4 separate regions of the Homo sapiens genome follow, and all the other regions are linked to region 1. Evidence: chromatin loops called from intact Hi-C (ENCODE). Cell type or tissue: heart left ventricle. All regions are shown on one strand. Links, peaks and the distances in the headings refer to the core of each region. The heading gives the core; the rest is flanking DNA.

Region 1 (5,319 bases), core at 193-5,192:
TATTTTATCTCCTTCTCGATATTACTGAAGAATTTTGACATGCACAACCAGGAAAATATGTATAGCAATTTAATAAGCAGCGATTATGTAGAAATTCTGTGTTTTACTCTCCTTCGTTAGGGAAATATTGCAACCTGGCATTAGTCAACAAATTTTTTTTGACTCACATTTATCCCCTACTAGTCAGACTTCCTCTACCAGCTTGTCCAACTTTGGCTATTTCTCTTTTGCTTCCTTCTTGCACCCAGCCTTAAAAAGTGGCCCTAGCTTGAGACTCACAGAATTTGCATGGTAAGCCAAAATAATTACTATAATACTTAGTATGGTGAATGTTTTGAGGTTAACCGTGACTTCTATGCCCTGACAAATTTGAAAATTATCTGTCAAGTTGCTTATTTTAAAGTAGAAGGATTATAGTTCTAAATGAACATTTTTTTATGAACTAAGAAAAAAATTTACCCGAAGTGTATTTTCGTTTTGTTATATTTTATACGTATATAAATTGAAACACATTCTATTTCTTCCTGTAAACTTTACTCCCCAGAAAGGAGTTTTATAACCAGTTTTTCACCTTGAATGCTGCCATTGATTTTGTTTGTTTATCTTTGGTGGTGGTGTGTTGGAATATACTGTGGCTTTAGGACCTAGTTTTTCTACTTATCCAAATTGTACTTGGCTTTTTTAAAAAAAAGTACTGGGGAGGGATTGACCTTGAGAGTTTTGTTTAGAATGGTCTAGAATACAGGCTTACATAGACCCAGAGTTAAGCAGCCCTTCAGGCAAGGGTCTTCCTGGAAAAGTCTGTGACTTCAATCTCTGGTCATGAGATAGAAGGAGCTACATCTCACCACCAGCTGTCTGTCGTCCATGGCAAGAACTGAAGGAGAAAAGAAAGGAGAGGGACTCACAGTGTGTTACTAAAGGGTTTAGAGCAGGGATTTGTAAACCTTTTAGTCAGTGGCTCTTGAAACACTGAATTGTATATTGTAAGATTTAGTGGGAGGTAACCAAGAACTATGAGAAAAGATTGTCAATCCTCAAGGAAGTAATTAAAGGCCTATTAATTGGTGAAATGAGAGCTCTACACTCAGGAGTACACTAACCATGTAAAACATATAGTAAGTGTCCAGTGAGTGGTACAGAATGGGTAAGCTGCAGGAATTCGGAGGAGGGAAATTTCCCCTAGACTGCAAGGGTCAAAGGGAGCTTGTTGGCCAAGACAAGCCTCGAGCTGCCCCTTCAGAATGAACAGCATTTTGGTGGGTGGTGTCGAGGAGGGGAGGGCACTCCAGGGACGACAGCAAGACTATGAAGTGAAGACCCAGGGAAGGAAGGATAGGTTTGGAAGGTGGGGAGGAGAATAAGTCAGATTTCTTGAATGGTTAATCACATTGTTTCCTGACTCAGATATCATTTCCCCCATTGAGTTCTAAGTAGAAGAGTATAGATGAGATAGCGTCAACTTAAAAATAAATACTCACTTCTGAGTCAGCGAGACTTACACTTGACCCTCAAGGAATTTGCTTAACTGTGCTAAGCCTTATCATCCCTTCTTAGTGATGAGGAAACAAATGCATACTTCTTAGGGTTATGATATCTAAAAGAGAGGGTAGGGCTGTGTCTTGTTAGATCTCTGCTTCTCATTGTAGGGCCTTTCACATATTAGGTACCTGATAGTGTTTACTGAAGAAATATCTAAGGCTTCCAAGCCTAGTGCCCATGAAAACCTGGCTATGGTTTTTCTTGAAACAAACATGCTGGGATACAAGGATTTTGAGAAATCCTGTGTTTATAAGGAGAATAAAACAGATTTCTTTACTCCATGACTTCTCAGAGACTTCAGAATATAGATTTGCTTTTTCAAATCTCCATAAAGGGCATACAGAGTGAAGTCTTGCCAAACAGATGTGGTTTCAGAGCCTCTTATGACCATACCCTTTATTAGGCAGTTATTCTATGGATATAGATTTAGGTAGGACCTTAGAGAAATTATTTCCAAATTAAATGCCTGGAGCTCACTGATGAAAATATGAACTGCTTGGATGAAATGCAGTGGGCAGGAGGGAAATGATGCTTGTCTTTCAGAGAGTTGGGCTGGGTCATAAGAGAGGCTTGTCAGGCAATTGCAACCAGGGGTGAGCACTAGCTTACTGAACATGTTCAGAGTGACTGCTGAGTAGGAATTAAACCTAGATACCCTTCTGGCTTAGGTAGCTGGAGAAGAGGTTGAAGATTGAGGTATTATGGCTGAGAAAAAAGCACTCTTGGCCTGGGACAACTCTGGTGGCTCCTCTACTCCAAAAGGCTGAGATAAATGAAATAATATGTATTTTAAAAAGAGTCCTACCTGCCAAAGGCAACTCTGGACATGATGGAACAAGTGAATTATAAATCAGTGCCCTTTATAAGAAAAAAGGCACAGTGGGGAAAGGTTTCTAAGAAAAACTGAAGATGGACAAGTTGGATGTTGGGGTGGCCAGAGACCACACACATTAGAGACATAATCCATCTGATAGGAAGGGGCATTCTACTTTGACAGGTGACAAAGGAAGGTCCCCAGTATGGCTTTATTAGCATAGACTGAGGGCACAGAAACACTGCTCTTAGTCTCGCTGGAGTGACCTCTGATTCTAGCCTCCCAGCTCCAGAAGCCAGAGGTTGGCAATGACTGCAAAAAATGTCAGCAGCAAGAAGTGAAAGGAATGCGGGTGGCAGTTACCAGCATCATATGAGCATGTTGTGTAATAAACAAACGTGTGCCAAGACAGTCCTGAACTTGGCGCGGAGCTGTGTTCCTGGGCTGACTTGCCCAGGCACTCTTACCTTCACCCCCAAGGAGACCCAGGACCGAGTGTCCATCCCAAAGTTCTCAGACACTATAAATGGAGCCTCCAAATTGAAGGCTTAGGACAATCCTTGCAAGTTTGGAAATCTTGCAGATACAATGCTGGTGTCTCCTTGGACTTAGCCAGTGCCTAGTGTAGTTTGAGTACTATGGTTGATGGCCCTTGCTCTCTAAGACTACAATGGCTGAGCAAGGAAAGCAAAACAGGATGTCATTCAGGAAGCTTAGTTATTGTTAGATAGTTAACTCAACTTCATAAACAATTTATAAAGTGCCTTTTCAGAGGGCTATCCTGCGAAGGCCTAATGCTAAAACCTTTAGCAAAGGCTCAAACAAACGAGATGAGAGAAGATTCTGGGCTGGAAGAACCACGTGAGTCAATTTCAGACCTGCCATCCTGTAAGGTTAGAGATGTTCCCCAAATCATTGCAAAGTAAAGGGATATGTACTCCAACTCTGTGCTCCTCTAAATGTGGTCCACGGGCCTTCCAGTCTGTGAACCAATAAGAACCGAAAGCAACAGGAAGTGTTTAGAAATTTGTATAGCAAGTTGATGTTGCTGTAACATTTTTATTGTATTTTATAAAATTATTTGTCCATGGTGAATTAGGTAACACTGATCCTTTACCACAGAGCATTTGAACGTTCCCAAGCCTCTCTGGCTCTAACTTGAGTGTCCCCAAGTCTCTCTGGCCTTTGGTTACTAATGAGGTCACAGCACACAAAGCCATGTGTCACTGGTTCTTCCCCCCATGGCATTCACATGTGCCCTTCCCTCCCCACAATGTCCATGCATTTGTCAGGGTCCCCAGGAGATGTCTCACGTTTGTTCAAGAGCCACCGTCTGCCCCTAGATATCAGCAGATGGGCACTCCATTGAGCACCTACAGCTGCCATCAGGCCAGGACCCCTCTACCCATCCTCCAAGGGGAGAGTGCTATCTCCTGTGTTCTCGGCACTACACAGTTTGCTTTCCCTTTCATGTACTGGGAGCTGAGCCTGGGGCCACATAGCCAGGCATTGCCTTCTTTCTCTAGGGATCAGACACCTAGGCCTGGGCTGGGGGTAATAAGCCTGTTTCATCTGGGGCCCTAGTAGCAAATTATGTCCACAGATAGATGCCTCAGGGATCACTAGAATCTTATAGCCCAGTTTCAAGTTAGAGCTAGCCAGTGCCCCCTATTACAACCAAGTTATAACCAAGTGTTTTCCAGAGAGTTTTCAGGGATCTATACAGATTATTTTGTTAACTGGCAGCTTTTCTGTGCTTTATACTCATATACATGTTTTAATCTTCACTTAGGTTCTGTGAAGCCCCTTTCATCTCATGACCTGAAAGCTGTGACCAATGATGTGGACAGTGCGGGAAACAGAACTATAACTTTTCCAGTGGTAAGTTCCCCTAGACTCAGGAGGTTGGTGAGACTGAACTCTGACAGCAGCACAGAGGAAGTTTCTGTTTTTACCCAATATCTGGTGAGTCCTGACGTCTGTGCTGCTGAGCCGGGCTGAGCATCTCTGCGAGGCGGGCCTCTCATTTGTCTGCATCCTGTTAAACCAAGCAGGTGTGACCCTTTGCCCAGGCAATTACTCATTTCAGCTGTGCAGGTTTTAAAACTGGACAATCTGTAGGGAGCATACAAGACATAATGGTTAGAAAACACCGAGAAAATTTAAACTGTGTATTTAATAAATAAAAAGGGATCCCTTTATCACTGAAGAGTGACTTAAAATCCAAAGCATAGTTGCAGGAATAAGTCCTGCAGGATATAAGTGTTTGCGTTTATATTTAATATGTAATATCATATACATTATTTAATATATTATAAGTGTGTCTTTATAAATATGTGTGTGTATAATCTGTACTTGAAGCCATTTGTTTTAAACTTCACTGGTGCTTACCACTACTACCACCACATACTTTCTTATTTAACTGGCTAAGCCTTCAAACTTTTTTTTTTTTTGCATTCTAGCCAGGAATCTGACTGACCAGACATGTTTACTTACATGTGATTTTATTTTCTAAAAATCTATGTTTCCAAATAGTCTTCTTGAATACAACTCTTTCACTTGTTTGCCATTCAACTTTCTTTTTCCATTCTGAAACAGTATATACATGCATCTGAGAGCTGATTTGGCTATAGCTTTACACAACTAAGGAATAAAAAAATCCAAAGTTAAGCTTAGAGGAAATAGCAAGTGTAAACCATATGTCTGCCATTAACCTTTGAGCCATTTCTCTCCAGTATGATGTGGCAAAGTTGAATGTGGCTTTTGCTTTGCAATTGCCTTTGTCTGGGATGCATTTAAGAGAACTGGTCATGACTAGTTAAAGCTCTGAATGTGATGCCGAAAAGGGAGGTATGAATTCTCTAGCTCACAGATGCACCCAGAAGAGGAAAAAAAGGATTAGAATTAAAACTCCATTGTTCGGGGGAGCTGAAATGTTCCCAAGGACATCAAAACATGTCCAG
Region 2 (5,319 bases), core at 264-5,263, 49 kb after region 1:
CAACCTACAGAATGGGAGAAAATTTTTGCAATCTACTCATCTGACAAAGGGCTAATATTCAGAAACTACAATGAACTCAAACAAATTTACAAGAAAAAAACAAACAACCCCGTCAAAAACTGGGTGAAGGATACGAACAAACACTTCTCAAAAGATGACATTTATGCAGCCAAAAAACACATGAAAAAATGCTCATCCTCACTGGCCATCAGAGAAATGCAAATCAAAACCACAATGAGATACCATCTCACACCAGTTAGAATGGCGATCATTGAAAAGTCGGGAAACAACAGGTGCTGGAGAGGATGTGGAGAAATAGGAACATTTTCACACTGTTGGTGGGACTGTAAACTAGTTCAACCATTGTGGAAGTCAGTGTGGCGATTCCTCAGGGATCTAGAACTAGAAATACCATTTGACCCAGGCATGCCATTACTGGGCATATACCCAAAGGATTATAAATCATGCTGCTATAAAGACACATGCACACGTATGTATATTGCGGCACTATTCACAATAGAAAAGACTTGGAACCAAGCCAAATGTCCAACAATGATAAACTGGATGAAGAAAATGTGGCACATATACACCATGGAATACTATGCAGCCATAAAAAATGATGAGTTCATGTCCTTTGTAGGGACATGGATGAAACTGGAAACCATCATTCTCAGCAAATTATTGCAAGGACAAAGAACCAAACACCACATGTTCTCACTCATAGGTGGGAATTGAACAATGAGAACACATGAACACAGGAAGGGGAACATCACACACCGGGGACTGTTGTGGGGTGGGGGGAGGGGGGAGGGATAGCAGTAGGAGATATACCTAATGCTAAATGACGAGTTAATGGGTGCAGCACACCAACATGGCACATGTATACATATGTAACAAACCTGCACGTTGTGCACATGTACCCTAAAACTTAAAGTATAACAATAATAAAAGAAAAAAAAAGTCTGGTAGTACGACCCCATGTTAGTGCCTAAAATCAAAATTCTCTTTGAAGAGAGAATGTCTTGCCAATATCAGATGCTCTGTGTTTCTTCATTGAGAAGGGATGTATGCATGTGTGTAATGGTGAAATATTAGGAGGTTCCCTCTGCACCCACATTTGTTTCCATACGAGGAGTGATTTGTTGCTGCTGTTACTTAGCAGAATTGAGGTTCCCTATGGTTTTCTGATTATCTTCTAAGAGTGCAAGCTCAGTGAAGCTTGGACTCCTGAGAATTGATAGCCCCTTAGTGATACTGCAAGGGGTGGGCACCAGAAGAAGGGCAGAAGCCACCACTGCTTTCTCCAATAGGTTGTGGAGTCCTTGGTTAATAGTGAGATATCATCTGTATTCTGCCTTCACAAGCCACAAGCTCATAGAATTGTGTCTTTTGGGCCCAGAAATAACATTGTGGGTCATGCAACCCCTTGTCTTCTACAGATGAGGACATGGAAGTATGAAGGAGCAGAGAGTTTCCCCAGCTAGTCAGTGACAGAAGTGGCTCTGGACCCCTGAGCCTGGACTATCACTCAAGGGCTCTTTGTATTACTCTGCTCTTCTATTTGAAAAATTTCTTGAAACAGTTGCAATATTATGAGTGTATCACAGTGATTATTCCATGTGCTCCTCTAACACTTCCTGGCTTCCTTTGCATTTAAGTTGGAATCATGTGAGTATCCTGCCTTTGCACTATGAGCAGGAGTGGAGTGCATGTGTTCTTCAGGCCAGTGAGTTCAGATTGGTGTTCCTTCTGTACTCTTTATGTGCCCTGAAACAGAGACCTTAGGGACCAGGTGGAACTTATGGTAGAGCTACAAGACAGAGAAAGGCATCCCAACTCATATGAGACTTTAGGTGAACAAAAAATAAACCATTGCTGTTTTAAACCATTGGGACTTCAGGGGTTTGACCTTTATAGCAACTAGGATTCGCTACCCCAGGCCAATGGGCATCTACTTCTGGGCCAACATGCCTGAACAGGACATAACGAACAAAGTTTGGCAATGGCAGCTTGGCATCTGGAAAAAAACAACAGAAATGTGACACTCAGTTCTTGGACACTCCTTTCTCAACTAAAAAGCAGAAGGGCTGAGAGAAGACAAGAGTTTCAAGGTTGAGATGAGAATGGTAGTTGCTGGTTAAGTGTACCTCCCTACTCTTCTTCAGGAAGTCACGTTCCCACGGACACAGAGAAGGCTGGGTCAGGCAGCACTCACGTGTTCTATCTCAGTTCTCTCTCGACTTCCAGGGATGGGTTGTGGCCACATGCCTTTTCAGCCTGAGCCCAGCTGCATGACCCCTCCTTGCAAGAGTGCTAGGAACTGATAAGAGGAACTGACCCAATGCCACTTCTCTATGAAACCTCTGCTCCAGGCCCCACTTCATGTTCCCACCTGCCATAGGCCTGGAGGACCATGGGCCTGGTTCTGAACTGAGAACTTATACCACTTTCCCCTGATGGGTACAGCTGTGGCTCTAGACAGAAGCCTGAAAAAAGACAGAGGAAAGGCAGGGCATCCTCTCTACTGGGCTGTTGATTTTGTGGCTGTCACTGGGTGACTTTTGGCTCTGGGACCTCAAATTAATATGTGGATTGCTCTCCCCAGTGCTGAATTCTAGCCAGCTGGCTTTGTCCTTGCATTTCCTGGCACTGAGCCTGGCATGCCTACAGCAGCATGGCCCACTGATGGAGGGCTGGGTTGTCTGTGCCTTGCCTCTTCCGCTGCTGATGTCCTGTTTCAGAGAGACTCCCTGGTGGACATTCAGTGACACACATCCCGGTGTCAGCAGGTTCAAGGCCCAACTCTCACAGCCACACTTAACATGGCTTGAGATAAGGCTGGCTGTTTACGGTTGTGCTTAGTGGTTTCATTTCATGCAGACGTGGCAGAAGACAGGCTGTGATACAGCTGGAGGGGGCAGTCGGTGGTAGCTGATGATGTAGATAATGGGAGAAATTCTGATAAAGGGGCTGACCTTTTCCATTTTCACTAGTAATGACAGTCTTTGCTGCGTTCTGCAAGTATCAAAATGCAGGATGAGATTAGCAAATACAGTAAAGCCCAGCGATTTATGTGTAAAACCAAGGCAATATTGTGACAAATACTTGGTTTTCTTGACATTTCTCTTTTTAAAAAATCTAATGTATCTTAGTTACAAAATTAAAGCATAGAAAGAATAAGGTATTTTCTAATCCTAAGTCTCTCTAACAGATGAATTAACAGTTTGACATATGTTTTTCTATATCTTAATGCTTACCTATATCCATATATTTTTTAAAATGTGAGTGGGATCATACTATATATATGTGTATATGTGTATATATATGGTGTATATATGTATGTATATATATGGTATATATATGTATATATGGTATATATATATGTATGTATATATGGTATATATGTATGTGTATATATAGGTATATATATGTATGTGTATATATAGTGTATATATGTATATATTGGTCTGTAACTTCCATTTTTATTGTATTTTAATGTATTTGGACATTTTCCATGTCAATAGGATCTGCTTTATCTTTAAAAAAACCTACACAAGGTTTAACTCTGACGATGGCCCATGACTTATTTCTTAGTTCTTCATTGATAGTGTATTTTGTTCATTTTTTATTATGATAAATGCTACAATAAGCATCATTATACAGTATATTTTTTGCTAGGTGTGTTGGTGGTATAGTGGTAAGCATAGCTGCCTTCCAGTATATCTTTGTATATCTGTCTTATAATTTCTTTAGGCTTAATAACTAGAATTAGAAATATTAGCTTGAAGCATATGTAAAGTTACATTTTCAACTTGTGAGCAGATTACCTTCCAGAAATGTTGTAAGAATTTATATTCCTACCAACTAGTAGGAGAGTGTTTGTTTTGCCACACCCTTATTACTGAGTAATACCATTCCTATTACTTTCGTAGGTTAAAATAAATTTTGCTCTTCAAAATTTGTATTTTTTTAAAATTTAGCTTTTTTTTAAAAAAAACTCAGGGGTATATGTGCATGTTTGTTATATAGGTCAATTTGTGTCATAGAGGTTTGTTGTACAGAATAATTTGTCACCCAGGTGTTAAGCCTAGTACCCAATAGTTATAATATTTTTATTGATTCTCTTCCTCCTTCCACGCCTCCACCTTCTGATAGGCCCCAGTGTGTGTTGTTCCCCTCTATGTGTCCATGAGTTCTCATCATTTAGCTTCCACTTATAAGTGAGAACATGCAGTATTTGGTTTTCAATTCCTGCATTAGTTTGCTAAGGATAATAGCCTCCAGCTCCATCCATGTTCCTGCAAAGGACATGATCTCATTATTTTTTATGGCTGCATAGTATTCCATGGTATATATGTATGACATTTTCTTTATCCAGTCTATCGTTAATGGGCATTTAGGTTGATTCCATGTCGTTGCTATTGTGAATAGTGCTGCAATGAACATATGCATGCATGTGACTTTATAACAGAATGATTTATATTTTTGGGGGTAAAAACCCAGTAATGGGATTGCTGGGTCAAATGGTATTTCTGTTTATAGGTCTTTGGAGGAATCGCCATACTGTCTTCCACAGTCATTGAACTAATTTACACTTCCACCAGCAGTGTATAAGCATTCCTTTTTCTCCACAACCTCATCAGCATCTGTTAGTTTTTGACTTTTTTAAACTTAATTATTATTATTTAAAAAATTTTTATTTAGGTTTAGGGGTATATGTGAAGGTTTGTTACAAACACATGTCATGGGAGTTTGTTGTACATATTGTTACGTCACCCACATATAAGCTCGGTACCCAATAGTTACCTTTTCTGCTCCTTTCCCTCCTCCCACTCTCCCCCCTCAAGTAGAACCCAGTGTTTGTTTTTTCCCTCTTTGCATTCACAAGTTCTTATCATTTAGTTCCCACTTGTAAGTGAATACATGTGGTATTTGGTTTTCTGTTCCTGCATTAGTTTGCTGCATTGATAGCCTCCAGCTACATCCATGTCCCTGCAAAAGACATGACTTCATTCTTTTTTATGGCTACATAATATTTCATAGTGTATATGCACCACATTTCCTTTATCCAGTCTGTCATTGATGGGCATTTAGATTGATTCCATGTCTTTACTAGTGTGAACAGTGCTGCAGTGAGCATTTTTGTGCATGTGTCTTTATGGTAGAATGCTTTATATTCCTGTGGGTATATACCCAGTAATGGGATTGCTGGGTTGAATGGTAGTTCTGCTTTTAGCTCTTTGAGGAAATGCCATACTGCTTTCCACAATGGTTGAACTAATTTACATTCCCACCAATAGTGTAAAAGTATTCTCTTTT
Region 3 (5,319 bases), core at 55-5,054, 120 kb after region 1:
GTAAGGCACTTGCTCAATGTCTTATATATAGTAGGATGTCAATAAATATTTATTGCTCTGAATGGCTAAAACCACATTACCTTAAACTATTCAGGGGCATATGCCTCCTGTTTTTCCTTCTATTTCAAATATGTCACAGGAAGAAAAAAACTGCCTTATCCGGTATAATCTTCCAAGGATTTTATAAAAATTCAAAACACATACTGTATCCAACTCATGAACTCATCAACTTAGCCTGCATCCAAGGATTTTCAGGAGACTGGAAAAAAGGAAACACACTAAAATAGAATATACTTTTTTATGTTTGATGTTTTTCTTCCTTGATTTTTCTGGGAATATTTCTAGATAAAAGAGTATACTTTTCATACATAAGTGTTATATATATATGTTTTGTGTGTGTGTGTGTGTCTGTGTGTTATGAGGTATACTTCATTGAAAAACTGAAGGCCAGGGACTGCTTTTGAAAGCCACAATGTGGCCATGTGGCTCCTTAAGACTTACGACCAGTAATGGAGATGGTGAAGATAAACTCCTTCAGCTTTGGGATCATGATGCCACGGCTTTGTTCTGGCTGGCTGTCCTCTATAGATGTCTACCAGTTCCTATTAGCTGATTACAGAGGTACACATTGGCAAGGCATGTATATGCACACATGTGCAATACAGAGGTCTACCTGGATTCTGCCACCCTGGGCTTCTCATATCCTCATTACTAGAGCCTGGAAGGGCACATTGGAGATCTGGCTCTGGCTTGGATCCCTTAGGACTTCACGTCTTGGTGGCCTATCTCATCTGCAGGGAGAAGACATGGGAGGCTGTGGTGACCACCATTAGGGTCAGCTCGCAGGGTGCTTTCACTACTCTGTCAGTCAATCAGCAGTCAACTAATCTTTATTGAGCACCTACTATATGTAATGCATGAATGGCGCTGCTCTAGGCAGGGGAGATACAAATTCTTCAGATACCTGTGACTCAGCTCTGGCCTCAGAGGAGGTGGGGGGTCCCTCCTTCATCCTTCCCGTCTCATCATGGGTCACAGAGAGTCCCCAGCACTATCTTTCCTGTCTTGTTATAATAGTCTTAGAGTACCTCTTCATTTTACAGCTAAACTAGTAATGATCCTAGGATTACCAAATTTACAACAAAATTCACTCTTGTAATCTAACAGCTTGCCAAAATATGGGTGATTTTTTAGATTTTGAAGTGGAAAAAGGAGGAAGTAGAGATGGGGAGACAACTTACCATTCGTTTTGACAAAGAGGAAAATTAAAATGAAGAGATTCACCCAGGCCCACTGTTTTTTCCATGTCCTTGTGTGAAAGTGTAGAAAGGTTTGATGGGACAGAAAGAACACTCAGATTGGGTGTGCTTACTCATGCCTTCAACAACATTCTATGTGCTGGGCCCTCTGCCAGGGCTTAGAAATATAACAGTCAATAAGACAGGCACAGTGTGTCAGGACACCAGGGTTTTGATTTGACTCTTGCCAAATGAATTTTGTGACCCTGAGAAGACACTTCACTTTTCTTGCTCTCAGTGTCCACATCTGTAAGCTGAGACTGACACTGGAGGTGGCCAACATTCTCTAACTTTTTCCTAGCTCCGCCTGGAACCTCTAGGACCAGGGACACAAACTCTTATCTTGGAAATGGAGGTACTGGTGCCGGTCACTTTTCCATGAAGGGCTGGGGAGATGCCTCTGGGGTCCAGTCCCCTCTAGACAGTGAGCATCCAGATTCCTGAGGATCAAGGGGAGGTGTGATGATCTCCATTGTCCTGGGCCAGGAAATGCCAAACAGGAGTTTCACATTCAGCTCCTTCTCTGGACTACCCTGGGAAGGAGCCCACCTCCTGCTGCTCAGCCCAGCGGGTGCTCTGTGCTGACTCTCACACGGGCTGTCAGCACATTGACTGCATTCCTCTGCATTCTCCCGGCTTCAGGGTTGTCAGCCAATTAAAAGAGCAATTCTGACACTGGATGAAAAGGGAAGGGAGAGCTATGTTTGGTGCAAAGTGTGGGCAGGAGGCACTGCTGGTGCTGGAGGAGTCCAGGCTGGATGCAGAAGCTGCTCCTCCCTCCTGTGGAGGAGGACAGCCCTGCCCAGCCCACCAAGCTCATCCCTGTCCCCACAGCGGACAGCTGGCCCCAACCCCTGGAAGATCCTGCCGCTGTGGTCTGTGCAGAATTTAATTACACCTTTGGGAGGTGTTTTTTGTCCCCCTGCACATCACCAGGAAGAAACTATGACTTGCAAATTCAGGGTTCTTAACCTTTTTTTGTGCCCTTTGGCTGTCTGGTAAAGCCTATGGATCCCCTCTCAGAAGAATGTTTTTAAATGCAAAAATTTAAATACATACATAGAATTATAAAGGACATAAAGGACACCAGTCATATTAAAATCAATAAACAAAATATTTTAGTGATAAAGTGATAGAATCACAGGTACTGCTAATACTACAGTGTTTGCTGCCTATGGTGTTATTTATTGCTGCATAACACAACTTAGCAACTCAAAAATAACAAATATCACACTCAGTTTCTAAGGGTTGGGAATCTAGGAGGGGCTTAGCTGGGCGTTTTTCCTCTGAGTCTCCCATGAGGTTGAAGTCAAGTTGTTGGCCAGGACTCCAGCCATCTGAAGGCGGGAAGATTGACTTCCAACTTCCAAGCTCACTCATGTGGCTGTTGGCTGGTCTCACATTCTCACTGGCTCTTGGCTGGATGCCTTAGTTCCTTGTCACATGTCAAGACATGGCAGCTGGCTTCCCTTAGAGTGAGTGATGGAGAAAAAGAACAAGAGTCCCAGTCAGAAGCTGCACCCTTTCATAACCTAATCTCGGAAGTAACAGCCATCACTCCTCCTGTGCCGTATGTCACAGGACCAATGTGGGGCTCCAAGGGAGGGACTGCACGGGTGTGTGAACATCAGGAGGGGGGTCCCTGGAGCCACATGGGAAGCCAACTATCACACCTACATTCATGACAGAGGGACAGGCTAAATTTTCATTATAGCTTAGTAAAAATAGAGACATAAATTTTTTTCTCATCCAGTTTCCTGGAACCTGAGATCTAGCCACAGACCCCAAGTTAAGAATCCCTGATAGATTGAAAGCATTTTTGTTTCCAGGCAATTTCTAGTCTTTTTATTCATGACTTTTTTTAGCTTTTTTGAGGTACAATAAAAAAATTGAACACATTTAAGGTGTACAATTTGGTGTTTTGATATATGTATGTATTGTGGAATGATAGCCAGAATTTATTGAGGTATAATTAAAACTTGTACACATTTAAGGTATACAACTTGGTGTTTTGATTTACACATGTATTGTAAAATGACAGCCACAGTCAAGCTAACTAACGTATCTTCACCTCACACAATTTACCCATAGTCACATTGACGTATGTTAGATGTCCAGAACTTACTCATCTTGCAAAACTGAAACTTTATACCCTTTGATCAATGTCTCCACATTTCTTCCTCCCCGCCAGCCCCTGGTAACCGTCATTCTACTCTCCACTTCTATGAGTTTGACTATTTTAGATTCTACATATAAGTGAGATCCTGAAATATTTGTCCTTCTGTGTTTGGCTTATTTTACTTAGTATCATATCCTTCAGATTCATCCATGTTGTTGCAAACGGCAGGATCTCCTTCTTTTTTTAGGCTGAATGATATTCTGTTTTGTATATGTATACATATATACCACATTTTTAAAAATCACTTATCTATTGTAGACATTTAGGTTGTTTCTATATCTTGGGTATTGTGAATAATGCTTCATTGCACATTGGAGTATTCATATCTCTTCAGGGTACTGATTTCATTTCCTTTGCATATATACCCAGAAATGAGACTGCTAAGTCATATGGTAGTTTTATTTTTAACTTTTTGGGGAACCTCCATACTGTTTTCCGTAATAGCTATACCAATTTACATTTCCACCAAGAGTGTACAAGGGTTTCCTTTTCACCACATCCTCACCAACACATGCTATCTTTTGTCTTTTTGATAATAGCCGTTCTAACAGGTGAGAGGTAATATTATATTGTGATTTTAATTTGCATTTTCCTGATTATTAGTGATGTTGAGCACCTTTTTATACACCTATCAGCCGTTTGTATATCTTCTCTGATAAATGTCTATGTCCTTTGCCCATTTTTTATTGGGTTGTTTGATTTTGCCATTAAGTTGTTATGAATTCCTTATATATTTTGGATGTTAAACCCTCATCTGATACGTGGTTTGCAAATATTTTCTCCCACTTCGTAGGTTACCTTTCACTTTGTTGATTGTTTCCTTTGCTGTACAGAGGCTTTTTAGTTTGATAGAATCCCATTTTTCTATTTTTGCTTTTGTTGCCTGTGCTTTTTGGGGTTATATCCAAGAAAAATCATTGCCCAAACAAAGATCAAAAAGCTTTTTCCCTATGTTTTATTCTAGTAGTCTTTCTGATTTTAGATCTTACTTTTAAGTCTTTATTTTGAGTTGATTTTTGTATATAGTGTGAGATAAGGGTCCAATTTCATTCTTCTGCATGTGGATATCCAGTTTTCCCAATACCATTTGTTGAAGAGACAATCTTTTCCCCGTTGTGTTTTCTTGGCACCTTTGTGAAAGATCAGTTAATGAGTGTATTTATTTCTGGGCTCTCTATTCTGTTCTATTGGCTTATATGTCTGTTTTATGCCAGTGTCATGCTGTTTTGATTGTTATAGCTTTGTAATATATTTTGAAATCTAGACAGCTGTTGCTTCCAACTTGGCTCTTCTTACTCAACATTGCTTGGACTATTCAGAGGTTTTTGTGATTTCATATAAATTTTAGAATATTTTTTCTATTTCTATAAAGAATGCCTTTGGAATTTTAATAGAAATGTCATTGAATCTGTAGATCACTTTGGGTAGTATGGATATTTTAACAATATTCTTTTGATCCATGAAAACAAGATTTCTTTCTATTTATCTGTGTCTTCTTTAATTTCTTCATCAATGTATTATAATTTTCAGTGTATAAGCTGGCCCTAGGGGAGCGGAGTTACTCAGGTAAAATGCTTTCTATACTTTTCTATATGGCTGTCCTCAGTTTTTGTGCTCCACTGGGTGGCTGTAGCTTCTTAACCTCACTCCGGAGCTCTCCCAGTGCTCTTTCAGTCCCTGGATAATTGCCAAATTGTTGTTTATTTGGTGGGGGAGGAGGGTCAGAGCCTCCTAGTCCACCATCTTGCTGATGTCACTCCTTAGACAATTTCTGTGTCTAAAGAGAAATGCTGTAGGATAATAAATATTACAGACCATCCTCTACTCATCAAAGCTGCAGGG
Region 4 (5,319 bases), core at 224-5,223, 180 kb after region 1:
TGCAAAATAGGTATTTTAATTCCCATTTTATAGGTGAGAAAAACTGAGGCTCTGCAGTCCAGTGACCTACTTGGCAGAGGCCTACCACCTACTAAATAGCGGTTCTGGTATGCAAACTCAAGTTGCTAACAACTCTGTGTTTCCACCCAGTAGTAGAAATAATACAGACATTTCTGAATAAAAACAGTACTAGGTCTTCCACTCAGTGTTATTTATCAGAATAAGAACACATCTATTCAACAATATGTAATGGGTACCTACTATGAAGAAATGTTTCAAAAAAAAATCTTTGATTGGGTGCCCATTTCCTAGTTAAGGCTGAAAGTCAGTTAATAGTTTTTTGATCTCTGTTCTGGGAAAAATATAAAATCCACAAAATGAGAATACAAGTAAGCTACACAAAAATCTCTGTGCCTCTTTCTTAAAAGATAAATTTCATATGAAGTGGACAAATAATGTACCAGCTTGATACTTAACAGTAAAATTAAAGAAATGAGAGGAGTTTACTACATGGAAGAAATGTCATTAATACATACAATGTGAGTTCATGATTGAATTTCATCACCACCAGTCATTTCTGCACTAGGAGAGGTTATAAAAGTGGTTAGCTACTTCCTACATTTTGAAATAATCACATAGTTGTAAGAAAAAGCCTCTGTGACCATCCCCTCAAGTGTAGGAGAGTGAGGAGTGTCTGGATCAGCTCAGGTATCTGGGGGTAAAAGATGAGCTTTTACAAGCAGAACAAAGAAACCAGCATAATTAATATTTGAACATTGTTTATTTTTATATGGAGAAGACTGAAAAAAGGAAGCATAGTTACCCCTTGACCTGACTCTTGTTACCCTGTGACAACAGAAATTGTTCAAGAAGCTGCCAGCAATCCAGAGTAACTAGAGGGGAAAGGAGGATGTAGGGGATTGTGGTGTATACTTTGGTTATAAGCAACAGAAATCCAACCCCATTTGACTTAGGCAAAAAGCGGGCTTTATTGGTGGTGGAATCAATGAAAGGGTAGGAACAACTATGTTGCAAGGAAAGCAGGGATGCAACGGACTTCAGGAGTGACTGAACCAGTACCTGGAACATACTAAGCCTTCAATAAATAATGTTAAATTAAAGAATGAACTAGAGATTGGAATGAAGCTAAGACTGTCTTTGTCTGGCTTCATCCTTCTCACAGATTCATCTTCCCTGCTTGGGATAATATATGGCCACTGACTGCTTATGAGGCTTACATCCTATGACTTCTGCTGCCAGAGAGGACTAATGTCAAGCACTCTCGGTTCCAGGTGGAAAAATCCCAGGAAAAGACTGATTGGGCCAGCTGGGGTCAGGTTCTTTGCCTCCAGGCCAATTAGCTGTGGCCAGCATGGCAAGGTCACATAGTTCCTACAATGGTCATGTGAATTTCAGTGGGATGTGGGGGCAGGCTTGGGAAGTAGGGAAGGAGGAATCTGGGTAAATTAGGGTGCTGTCTTCAGCCTGAAAAGAGGGATGGTACTAGAGATAGCCCTTAGGAAACATATTACTGTATCTCTGTATTAGTTTGCTAGGGCTACCATCACAAAGTACCACAAAGTAGGTGGCTTACACAACAGAATTTATTTCCTCACAGTTCTGGAGGTGAGAAGTCCAAAAAGAAGGTATCAGCAGAGGTGATTTCTTCTGAGTCTTCTCTCCTTGGTGTCTTCTTGTCTTCACATGGTTTTGTCTCTGTGCCTGTCTATATCCTACGGACACCAGTCATGTTGAATTAGGTTCTACCCTAATGATCTCACCTTAACTTAGTTGCCTCTTTAAAGACCTTATCTTTAAATATAATTACATTTTGAGACACTGGGGGTTGAGACTTTAACATATAAATTTAGGACAAGGGGTGGGATGGGGGGAACACAAGTTAGCCCATAACAGTCTCCAATAAGAATATTGTTAAAGATGTTTATTACATAGTGTCTTCTTTAAGTTCTTCTTGATGTGAGTATCAGAAAGAGTTGTGTGGCTTCTTTTTAGATGATTGGAACTATAGTTTGCCCAAATGATCGTGTTTTTCCTTTATTACTGGCTTTTCTGAGCCCCATTTGCTGATGTGCAACCCATTTGGAGCAAGTATATAGGACTTCATGGTATGAATTTCTGTGAAGTCCTATTTTACAGCTATATTTTATGTTACTAACTTGGGTTTCCTTTTTCCTTTCTCACACATTTGTAATTTGTCTTACCTTGTTGTATGGCATAAGTATCTGTATATTTTGTGCATACCATTTATGGCAGCAGTCCGCAACCTTTTTGGCACCAGGGACTGGTTTTGTGGAAGACAATTTTGCTACAAATGTGGGGGGAGGTTTTGGATGATTCAAGCATGTTACACTTACTGTACACTTTATTTCTATCATTATTACTTATTCACCATAATGTAGAATCAGTGGGAGCCCTGAGCTTATTTTCCTATAACTAGATGGTCCCATCTGGGGGTGATAAGAGATAGTAACAGATCATCAGGCATTAGATTCTTATAAGGAGCATGCAACCCGGATCCCTCACATGTGCAGTTCACAATAGGGTTCACGGTCCCATGAGAATCTAATGCCACTGACCAGACAGGAGGCAGAGCTCAGCCAGTAATGCTCACTCACCCACCACTCACCTCCTGCTGTGCAGCCGGGTTCCTAGCAGGCCATGGATCCTCAATGGTCCATGGCCTGGGGGTTGGGGACCCCTCCTTTATGGAATAAAGTGAAATATTAATACCTAGATAAATAAGCTCTAATTCATCAACTGTAGTTACATAAGCAGAACATTATCAAGAAAAAGCAGAGAAAACTTCCATGCTAATAATAAATGTCCTTTGTAATAAGTCACCTCAGATCTTTTTTTGGAAGGAAACAGAACCTATAAAAGACTATATAAATCAGGAAAAAACAAGATGTGTCACAAAACATTTTTTAAAAATCTAACAGTAACTAGGCAAATTGGTGCTTAAATTAACACAAACTGGTAAAAATAAGCATCCCTAAATTGATTTTTCCATATATTTTCCTCAAGGTAGACAAAGTGTAGAAGGAGTCGGATCGTTGCCAGACTGAAAGCATTTTTCTGAGCTCCATCAACTTCTATTAATGGGCAGTGACGCCACTCTGGCCCCAAGCCAGCCACCCATCACACTTCGATTTGTTCGACAGGCTGGCTGGAGGCAGGCATTGCATCAGAAACCTGGCACCATAAACAGCACTGGTTTAAGTAAAGCACCTCCAGAGAGAACTGACTTCTTGTGCCATCAGCAGAGAGCACAGGGCTTCCTCCCAGGGGGCTGCTTGGTGTTGAAGGGCAAACTGACTGGACCCCAAGAAGCAGCACCTCCTAGGGTCTCCGTGGAGCCTCTAAATCACTGCCCCCCAATCCCCACACTGTGAACAGCTAAAGTAGAAATTAACCCAAACAGCCTGGGAACTGTTGGTTCTATTTCATTTGGTTAATGTGGTGGTCCTCCCAAATGTATTTTCAAAGGTACATGGGCTTTTTCTGAATTCTCTGCTTCATAGGCTGTCCCAAATTACATTCAGTGGTGTCTTGGCATGAATTCCAAAATGGCAGTTTAAAGGGAATCCAGCAAGTGACCACAGTGCTCCAAAGGGTGATAGAGGTATCAGTGCTCCTAATGGGGACATGTGTGCTGTGGTATCCTTTCCCAACTAAGTTGGAGCATGGGAGATAAAGATAGGAAGGCGAGGGGAGGAAAGGGTTTGAAATATCATACAGGCTTCCTAGACCTGAAAAACTCACAAATAGATGAAGTGGAGCATGTAACCCAAGACCACAAGGACTTGTAAAGGCAGAATAAAATATCCCTCCAACAGGCTCATGCAACGCAAACAAGACATTAGGGAAAAACTGAGGACATCTGAAGAAAGCATAGACTTTTGTTAACAATAATGTGTCAATATTGGTTCACTAATTATTACAAATGTACCATCCTATTGTAAAATGTTATTAATAGGGGAAATAGAGTGCAGTAGAGAGAAATTTTATGTACTATTTTTAAAATAATTCTTTAAATCTAAAACTGTTCCCAATTAAAAAGTATTTCTAATATACAGGTACACATACATACACTTCCAATATATTTGCTTTAAAATAATCCAGGAGGCAAGAGGAGATATTGGTGGGGGCATTGTCAGAGGAAACAAGATTAACTATGACTTACTAATGATTAGAACTGGGTGACGGATACATTACATTATCCCTTCTACTTTCATACATATTTGAAATTCTCCATAATAAAAATTTCAAAAATATATGCTCCCATTAAGTTGTGAACTGAAAAGATAAGTATATAGCATACATTTACGATATATATATACACATCTCTTACAAAAACCACTTTATGTATACATACACTTAGATATATACATATACTTAGACATATACAGCCAGCTCTTTCATATCTGCAAGTTTCACATCTGTGGATTCAACCAACTATGGATCAAAAATATTCAGAAAAATATACAAAACAATTAAAAATACAATACAAATAATGCAAATAAAAACAATACAGTATAACAACTAGCTACAAATCATTTATATTTTATTAGGTATTATAAGTAATCTAGAGACGATAAAAGTATATAGGAGAATGTGTGTAAATTATATGCAAATACTACACCATTTTATACCAGAGAGACTTGAGCATCCTCAGATTTTGGTATCCATAGGAGTCCTGAAATCAATCCCCCAAGGATATTGGGATGACTGTATGATATTCTGTATATTCATATATGTATATACCAATTTATATATCATATAAACCATTTATATATACATATATGTGTGTGTGTGTATATATATACACACACACACACACACACACACACACCCCTATAAAATAGCAAACAGTAAGAAGAGCTTTAGTCCAGGCTACTTTTTTGCTATGTGAGTGTATGCATACTTTGCAGCCAAAGAGTAGTGTCTTTATCGGTGCTACAGACTGTGGACTTTTCGTTTTGCATGACACACCAATCGTATTAGCCTGTGTCAAAGAATATGCTTCAGTGGCTTTCTTTTGATTGGGATGTTAGGCCAAGTCCCAGCACCATCTTCCCCCTAGAATCAATGGCACACACTGGGTTCTTCAGTGTGATGAAGTGTGACCCCGATGGGGTCAGAGCCAGTGGAGCCATAGCTTTGGAAGGACATTTTTCTCTGTGGTGTTAAAGCAGGCTGCTCCAGTTCTGGGTTTGATCTGAGTGAAAACTCTTTAGCCACCTACGATGTGAAGCTGGGACTGATAAGCTCCCCTGCACTTTGCCTGCCACACTCCTC

The links. Peaks named below come from ENCODE experiments on the same cell type or tissue, not always from the same donor. Only the 100,000 strongest peaks of a DNase experiment are listed, where the experiment ranks them.
Region 2: it touches region 1 in a loop (2.0-fold over the local background); 10 of 110 quality-filtered maps call a loop at or near these places.
Region 3: it touches region 1 in a loop (4-fold over the local background); 13 of 110 quality-filtered maps call a loop at or near these places.
Region 4: it touches region 1 in a loop (2.3-fold over the local background); 33 of 110 quality-filtered maps call a loop at or near these places.

Annotation. Positions count from the first base shown.
Region 1 is chr5:54,832,041-54,837,359 of GRCh38, reverse strand. It overlaps the pseudogene CSPG4BP. Among named protein-coding and RNA genes, the nearest start is that of LINC02998, 90 kb to the right of the region's middle. In heart left ventricle, for the core only: no CTCF peak of the experiment used is centred there; a DNase peak (open chromatin) is centred at 2,779; H3K27ac peaks cover 308 bases.
Region 2 is chr5:54,783,369-54,788,687 of GRCh38, reverse strand. No RefSeq gene overlaps it. Among named protein-coding and RNA genes, the nearest start is that of LINC02998, 42 kb to the right of the region's middle. In heart left ventricle, for the core only: no CTCF peak of the experiment used is centred there; DNase peaks (open chromatin) are centred at 2,287 and 2,677; H3K27ac peaks cover 1,327 bases.
Region 3 is chr5:54,716,199-54,721,517 of GRCh38, reverse strand. All of the region lies in intron 1 of LINC02998 (long intergenic non-protein coding RNA 2998), which reads left to right. All of the region lies in intron 2 of LOC105378969 (a long non-coding RNA gene), which reads right to left. Among named protein-coding and RNA genes, the nearest start is that of LINC02998, 25 kb to the left of the region's middle. In heart left ventricle, for the core only: no CTCF peak of the experiment used is centred there; DNase peaks (open chromatin) are centred at 1,977 and 2,747; H3K27ac peaks cover 2,375 bases.
Region 4 is chr5:54,649,696-54,655,014 of GRCh38, reverse strand. No RefSeq gene overlaps it. Among named protein-coding and RNA genes, the nearest start is that of LINC02998, 92 kb to the left of the region's middle. In heart left ventricle, for the core only: no CTCF peak of the experiment used is centred there; a DNase peak (open chromatin) is centred at 3,154; H3K27ac peaks cover 1,194 bases.